Regions from separate parts of the Mus musculus genome. Here region 2 is linked to region 1. The links are chromatin contacts, found by Hi-C or POLR2A ChIA-PET in ENCODE. All regions are on one chromosome and are shown on one strand. The core of a region is the stretch at or near the end of the contact, and the rest is flanking DNA. Distances in the headings are between cores, read along the strand shown. Region 1 overlaps Igf2r (insulin-like growth factor 2 receptor). Region 2 holds the start of Igf2r (insulin-like growth factor 2 receptor).

Region 1 (4,054 bases), core at 511-3,010:
CTTTTCTGATTCTGCCTGGCTGCCATCCACTGCTTCCCAATTCTGTTCTGATTCTGCAATCAAACCCAAAGTCCTTTAAGCCAAAGGCAGTAACATTTTCTTGCAGTCCTATCTTAAAACAGCGACTAAGCCAAGGTCAGACAATCTCTAGTACTCCACAGACAGTCATGGCGTCTCCACTTCCTCACTGACTGTGTCAGGAACAGACCATTCCCCACAATGTTTTCTGAACTACATGAGAAAGTCAGTTGCTGTCCTGAGCCTAGTGAAGGGGCACAGGTCACATGCTAAGCTTCAGATCCCACAAGGGCCTGTGCAGCTAAGAGAGTGTCTACCTCTTCTACACAGGATGACTGGGAGCAGGGTGGAAGGTCTGGCTCACAGAAGGTAAGGATGGATCCTAATGGGTAGAGAGTGAGTGGGTGGAGTGAGTGAGTGTGTGTGAGTGTGTGTGTGTGTGTGTGTGTGTGTGTGTTTGTGTCAAGGGAACCACCACTGGGTATTAAGGGTATCTATCAGGCAAAGAAAAGAGTAGTCATGAGAATGTGCCTATCACTTCAGACACTGCCCTGAAGGACACCCAGAGCTGGCACACATTCTTGTCTGAAATGATCCTTTGGGAAGTTGGTAACCAGAAGTAAAATCCCACAGCTTGCCAATGTTTTTGGAGAGCTAGGTTCTCAAGTCCACACAGAGCCTGCAGACACACTCTGAGAGACAGCATGTGTGCCCAAGTTTCCCCAAAAGCACTGGGCATTGGCTGGAGGGGGTGTGTGCTGCAATCTCCAGGGTGGGACTTTCGGAACATTCAGCTCACAGCATCTTCTGGGCTCTCTGGATGCAAATGCTACAGAAACACTCCAGATTCCTCAAAAGCCAGACTATAGCATAGTCTGCTAAGGGCATTAATGTGCCTCTGTATCACCTCTCAAGATCCCAGTTTATGTCTTGTAACACAGACACTTAAAACTTAAAAAACAAAAAGTGTTTCTCTCTCTGCTTCCTAATGGGAGTTGCAATGTGATCAGCCATTTGCACTCCTTATTGCCAGGCCTTCCTCGCTGTGATAGACTATATCCCTTCTTAAACTGGAAGTAATGCACCCCCTTTTACTTTAAAAACAAAACACAACAAAATCAAAAAACAGAAAATGCTGTGTTGCTGTGTACAACTCAGCTACACACATGAGCTGAAGGGAGGAGCGGTGCTCACTAGAGTCCTCCCACCATGGTCCTGCTCTTTTCTAGGGACTAGAGAGCTTTCTAAAGTCCACATTGGCTAGAGCTACACATGTCTTGGCAGAGTTCTAGTTCAGAGATTAGAACGTCTTCCACATTGTAGAAACCCAACCTTTCATTAGCACACATACACAAGATTCAGTCCCAGCTTCCTGAAGCTATTTTAACTCCTACAGAAATTTCCTGTGTTTCTACAGTTTCCAGGATGCTTAACTCGTAAACCATAAAGATGTCTTACTGTTAAAGCAATCAGCTAACACAAATCATTTACTGTGGACCCTGATCTTAAACCGGACATACAGGAGATATTCCTCCAACAGTACTTTTCAGATAAGCCTCCAAAGACAATAGAACAGACAGTTACAACTGGTACTGATGCAAGTCACTCTGTCTTAGGGGATGTAAGGCTCCTATAAGCCTACTCTCATCTACCTCATTGATTTTCGGCAAGATGCCACTCATTTCTGAGGTGTAGCATGTGGGCTCTCAGTGGTAGTCAGTTACCCAGCACCTTCAACATAACACAGGCTCTGCCAGTTTCTGCAATGAACCTTGTCACTGACACACTGATTCACCATGTCATCCATGCTGGACAACCCTCCCAGGACTATAGATCAGAGGCATGCTGACCCGCTTTCAGTGGCAGTAAAGAGGCAGCCATATGAAAGGACAGAAGCTCCACCAACCTCCTCAGTCACTACCCAAAAAAGTTGCTGGAGAAACTGTCTCTAAGCACAGTGCACAATACCTGTCATAGCAGGTCCTGGACATTCTAACTGAACCAGTAAGGTGAGCCAAGACAACTCAACTAGAAAAAGTGAGGTTCAGATGCAAGTAGTTCACCTCCTAACTAGTGTTCCTTATATTTTGTACTGTGGCTAGACGGGAATGGGGGTCATGACTCAACTGGCAATTAAAAAATGTTTCCCCAAACCATTGGGGTCATCTCCTGTGAACACGGTGACTGCTGTCCTCGGAAAGGCAAGCAATACCTGAGTGACGAGCCAACACAGACAGGTCATAGCGTTTCTTGCCATTGATGGCCCCGCAGAGGAGGTCTTCCTTCTCTTTGATGCAGGCGTATTTAGTGTCCCATGTGAAGAAGTAGGTGCAGTCCACCTCACCTGTGAACACAGGCTCTCCTCTCCCATCCTTACCTAGACATGCAAAGCCACAGGAAAGCACACAATTTGGTGACATGACCCACACCCAGGAATCACCTAGCTGTCCAGAGACCATCTTAGTGCAGTGGTACTCCGTATCTCAGGGAGGAGGTGGAGAGAGAATTAATGAGGGCCATGGACCACAGTCGATGTTTGGCTGCTCCAGGCTGCAGTCACATGGCAAAGAACTCACCAGAGTACAAAGAGAAGAGTACAGGCCCCGGAACCCAAGTTCCAAGAACACAGACTAGTGAGTGAGCAAGACCTGATGTCTCTCCAACACCTATCCAGAAAGGCAAACAGAGGCAAAAGCACAGAGCAGTTCCTTGTTCAGCTAGAGGAAGGCAGGACCTCACATTCCTCCACAAGGGTAGGGGCACATTCCCAATGCTGGCTGCACCAACACCTTTCAGTGTATGTGTCTGTAAGGCCCTACTAGAGTCAACACCACATCCTCCTCCACCCACAGAGGCCCCATGCACTACCCAGAACAGCACGATGGCTCTGCTCCTCGCAGGCCACTTCTCCCTGGCCTAGGATTGGGCAAAGAACTGCCCTCCCTCTGGAAACCCTATCCCTCGGCCTTTCCCAGCGGCGGCCACTGGCACAAAGCTGCCCTTTTTTCCACCGTTGGTGGTTTCATAATCCCGGCCGGCTGCACCTCCCATGTGTCTGCCTGTATCTTTGAGGTGTGTCTGAGCAGTTTCATGTTCTAAGGAAAGGGGAAATTAGGTTTTATAGCCAAAAGCAAATGAGTTCTCAAGTGTAATTTCTATAAAGTCTTGAACTAAATCACTAGGATTGGACGACCAAAAGCAAACTCATCCCAAGTGGAATATGAGCCAGACAGTAACAGTTAAAGCAAAACAAATGTGGAAAAACATTAATGATTGTTTTAGAGCCATGGTTCTCAACCTTCCTAATGCTGTTACTCCTTAATACAGTTCCTCATGTTCTGACCCCAACCATAAAATTATTCCGTTGCTACTTTGTAACTGTAATTTTGCTGCTGTTATGACTGTAATGTAAATATCTGCTCTGCAGGGTACTGATGTGTGACGCTTGTGAAAGGGTCATGACACACAGGTTGAGAACCACGGTTATAGAGACAACTGTATAAACTTCATTATAATGTTCTTCCTACTTGCATATCTGAAAACTTTTGTAATAAAAAGTTAAGATGAAAAACAAAAGGCTTTTGCATTAAATTCCAATCTTAACTCAGTGGACTTTAGTTCCACGTTGTCATGGTCTCAACAATAAATAAGTCTATCAATCTTCTATCCTCTGACCTGTCCTCTCCTGGTTTATCAATCCACCTTCCCAGCGTCCCAAAACGAGCCCTCAGCTCAAGCTTTAGTAAAAGCCCTGAGCAAGACTACAGGAAGCAAAGTTGAGGCAGAAAAGACTTGGGGAGTCACAGCACCTGACAGTGACTCAAGCAGCAAGAGAGACCAGATCAGAGAAGCTAGCACCCAGCCTGGTGTCCGCTGGCTGAGGACACAGAAGCAACAGCAGGCTTTGTGGCCCAGGGACAGAACAGGATCCAGAATTCCAAGCAAGTCGCCTAAGGCCCATTCCAAAGAAGTGAGCAGAAGGAAACTGGATGTGGGTGTGGAGAGGCACCCAACAAAAAGTCTATTTTCTCACTCA
Region 2 (4,054 bases), core at 989-3,488, 48 kb after region 1:
GTGGGATTAAAGTGCCGCCTTTAATCCTGGCACTTGGGAGCACACAGGCAGACAGATTTATGGGTTCAAGGCCAGTCTGGTCTACAGAGTGAGTTCAAGAATAGCCAGGGTGACACAGAGCAACCCTATCTCCCCTCCTTCCCCTCACCAAAAAAAAAAAAAAAAAAAAAAAAAAAACTTAACTCTAGGAGACTAGACAGTTAACAGCTCAGCAGTTAGGAGTGCTTGCTGCTTTCGCACAGGATCCATGTTCAATGCCCAGCATCCACGTGGAGCCTCACAGCCATCTGTAACTTCAGTTTCAGGGGAATCTGGTGCCTTCTTCAAGGACACCGTAAGGTATGTGGTAAACAGACATAAATTCGAACAAAATACTCACACACATAGAATAAAAAAATATTCTCTTAATTTTTTCGAAGAAATTAACCTACTATAGCTAGAGAGTTGGCCTTTGGAGGGGGGGGGGATCAATTCTTAGCAGCCACGCAGGCTGCTCACAACCTGTAACTCCAGCTCCAAGGACTCTGAGACCCTTTTCTGGCCTCTGCATGGCAGACACAATGGACACGCATGTGCGCACACACACTTTAAAAATAATGGTGTAAAAAAAAAAAGTGAATTCTAAGGCAAAGGCCGCAGGTCTGTAGTAGAGTACTTGCTTAGCATGCCTGGGCCCTAGGTTGGATCCCCTGTACCAACGCCTTCAAAAGAAACAAATTCCAGTTATCTAGCAAGACCGTGACTTCCACAGCACTAGACCAGCTGTGTTAATTCTTGGTCACAGCAGCCCTAAATCCAAAATTTTCTGTTCTAAATGTTCCCCCCTGGGCCTACTATTGTTTAAGGGGCACCCTTCCTCCATATCATGAAGTTACCGGGGCAGCAATCTATCTTTGGGCAGCTAATTGGTCTATAAGCCGCAGTGCAGCAGTGTCTCCCTCCAAATACTCTCCAAAATGAGAAATAGAATTCTGGTCAGCTCATTCTTACACTAACAAGTCCTACAAATTATTAACTCCAGGTGAGAGAACAAAACTCTCTGATACAAAGGACTAAAGAGCCTGGACTACCATTAGAAACATCAAGTTTGGCTCAGCCCCGTCTCATTCTGAGTCACTTTTGAAAGTCAAGGGTAAAGCTGGCTTCAAGATTCTCTTCCCGCTTCCTTCTTATCAAAGTTTTTAAAACAAGAAAAGATTTGGTTTCCCTTCACCCTAAAGAGCCCAGAGGAGGCCTGTCTCCAAACTAATGGTATTGGAAGTTCCCTAGGCCCACAAGTCTGTGTCCAACACCAACAAACTTCGACAGGACTGGAAATTATACAACCTTGGATCCCAGAGCAGAAGACTCCACTAGAATAATCTACTCTGGAGACAATGACATCATGTGAGCAACCACACAGGAAGCTAACTGAGAGACGTGAAGGGTAAAGTCTTGAAAGCCTACAGAGATGACCACCTCTCAACCCTTGTCAAAAGAAGAAAAAGCTTCAACCACTGACAAATGGCTACTTTAAATAAGGAAAACTGAGAGTTGCCACAGAAGGGGTCAATCTGCAGTTGAAACCACCACTACCCAACTCCAAGAGCATCGCGTGGGTTCGCACTCCCTGGAGACTGCACACTAGAGGGGACGCCTCCGAAGCCCCACGGCTGGAACTTCAATGGAAACGTGCAGCGGGACAAAAGCCCAGCCTTAGCTCTGCCCCCTGCAACTTCCGACGGACACACCGGGCCCCGGGAGTCGCACAAAGCCGCCCGACTTATGACAGCCACAAGTGGCCGGGCACGGGGGGCTCCGGGGGCCAGTGCCACGGCGGCGCGTCCTCCTGCGCCGCCGCGGCCACCACGCGGGCAACTTTCCCGCGGGGGCGGGGCGGGGCGGAGGTCTGCGTGTCCTCGGGGCTCCGCGCCCGCCACGCAAGACACCCACCTGCACAGGGCGTCCAAGTCGACGGCCTGGGCCTGCGCGGAGCCCGCGGCCGCCAGGAGCAGCAGCAGCAGGAGCGGCGGCAGGAGCGCGACGCGCGGCCCGGAGGGCACCGGTCCCAGCTGAACGGCCCGCATCGCGTGTGGCGTGGGGCTCACGGCGGCTGGCCGTTTGGAGCCGCGCCTGGGACACGGTCGCGCCACCACAGCGGAGTCGAAGCTGCAACGGGAGCTGGAGGGAGAAAGAGGAGAGAGAACTGGAGCCAGGGGGGAGTGCGACGAGGAGGCGCTCCGTGGCCGTCCCCGGAGCGTCACGTGACCTGAGTCGGCCCGCCCCCGCCCCGCCTCCTGCTCACGTGACGTCCTCGTTCAGGTGCTCTCCGCCCAGTCCCGGGTCACATGAGCATCGCACGCGCGCGGGACAGGAAGTGTTGCGGGCCGGGCACGAGCGCCAGGTACCTACTCGAGGCCTGACAACCCCAGGGTTGCTCACGCGCGGCGAGGGGTGACGCCTCAGAGCCAGACCTCAGTTTCCCCGTCCAGCACCCAGGTTGCGTCTGCGCTTGAGCGCTTCCTAACTCTCTCTTCTTCAACCGAGACCAGTACGGTGGCCGAGATGGAGTTAGGTGGAAAAGCCCAGGTTGATGTTTAGTGTTGCAAGTGGATGCAGGGTTAAGAGGTCAGTCTTTCTAGAATCCCGCGTGGGAGTTTCCGACTCATGCCCCGGAGAGCCTCACAGCAGCTCTGTGGAAATGTGACTTCCCAAGCAGGGCTTTCTACAGCAAGTTAGGTGACTGGTGGACTAATATGCAGTGTGCAGAGAAACCAAAATGTAACAAGCAAATGACAAACAAAAAAAAACTTTTAGCGTGAGATTGCTTACTATGTAGCTCAGGCTATACTGGAGTTCAGATCCCTCTACTTAAGCCTACCGAGTTCTAGGTTTAGAAGCGTGTACCACCACCTCTGTTACAAAGTTTTATTATTCTGTAAAGATAATATGCAGCATCCATATTACATAAGGCGGTAACCTAGTGAAAGTACAGTAAATGAGCCTTAGGAAATGGCTCAGACTGTAATGTGCCTGCGGGTCTGAGCTCAAGCCCCAGCACCCAACCCCTGGAACTTTGGTGGGGAGGCAGAGACGAGGGCATCTCCGATGTTTGCTGGCCAGCCAGGCTGGCTGAATGTGGCCAGGTCCGCTGTTATTACCAAGAAACCAAGAAGAGGTCACTGGGCAGGAAGACAATCTGGCTGTGACACCAGGATTGGTCAACTGATCTTACTAGCTAGGCAGATATTCCATTCCTTCACTCCACGTGCATCCCTCCAGGAGCTGCCTGCTGGATGGAAGAGGATGGCCTGTTCCTGATGAAGAAGGACCATTTGAGGGTCAGGGGTACAGGAGTAGTCCCTTGATAGAAGCTGGAGTTCATGTTTGTCCTCTCTAGTGTTAGAACTAATGCAGGCAAGTGTTGTCAGTGAGAAAACCGCTAAATGAAGAGTTAGCTGTGAACCAGAATGTAAACTTCCACTCAAAGTATCATCCCCAAAATACATTTTCTTTGGATGGCTTTGGAAATGGAGCACCCCATAAACCAAGCCTTTGGTGAAGTCTTGTGTCCCCAGGTGATGGCATTATTGAGAGGTGGTTGTATCACGAAGACTGTGACCTGATCAATGAAGTAATCCATTCATTGATTCATGATCTGATGGCATCTCCTAGTTAGCTTCAGCTCTCAATGTGACACAGCCCAGAGCTGTCTGAGGTTGTCTCCATGTTGATGGCCCCATGGGCATGTCTGTGGAGCATTTTCTTGATCAAAAATTGAGCGACAAGGGTACAGCCCACTGTGAGCAGTACCATCCCCTAGACAGGGAATCCTGGACTGTGTAAGCGAGCAAGCTGGGCAGAAGCTAGGAAGAGCAAGCTGGTAAGCGGCATTCTTCAGTGGCTCTGTTTCAGTTCCTGTCTCAGTCCTGCCCTGAGTGCCTGTCCTGAGTTTTCTCAGTGATGGACTGTGACGTGGAATGTAAGCCAGTCCTGCCCTGAGTTCCTGTCTTCTCAGTGATGGACTGTGACGTGCCATGTAAGCCATTGTAACCCTTTCCTCCCCAAGCTGCTT

The links. Hi-C counts contacts between places; a loop is a spot of excess contacts on that map. ChIA-PET counts read pairs that join two places held with the same protein, here RNA polymerase II (POLR2A).
Region 2: a loop to region 1 is called in a map of gastrocnemius, with 4 times the contacts of the local background. The contact joins the promoter of Igf2r here to the enhancer-like site in region 1. A Hi-C loop is called at or near these places in 6 of 37 maps with a recorded cell type or tissue (gastrocnemius and heart). POLR2A ChIA-PET finds 5 or more read pairs at or near these places in 1 of 5 experiments (Patski).

Annotation. Positions count from the first base shown.
Region 1 is chr17:12,719,898-12,723,951 of GRCm38, forward strand. Igf2r (insulin-like growth factor 2 receptor) reads right to left here. Exons shown (of 48, transcript NM_010515.2): 11 at 2,231-2,395; 12 at 1-53. Among named protein-coding and RNA genes, the nearest start is that of Airn, 19 kb to the right of the region's middle. Within about 2 kb of position 1,761, at least 2 of the 3 ENCODE cell types and tissues checked have a DNase peak (open chromatin) inside an H3K27ac peak, as active enhancers do; they include gastrocnemius and heart, where a contact is called at or near this core.
Region 2 is chr17:12,767,468-12,771,521 of GRCm38, forward strand. Igf2r (insulin-like growth factor 2 receptor) reads right to left here and starts at 2,239. Exons shown (of 48, transcript NM_010515.2): 1 at 1,933-2,239. The coding sequence starts at 2,066. The region is part of intron 1 of Airn (antisense Igf2r RNA); the gene reads left to right.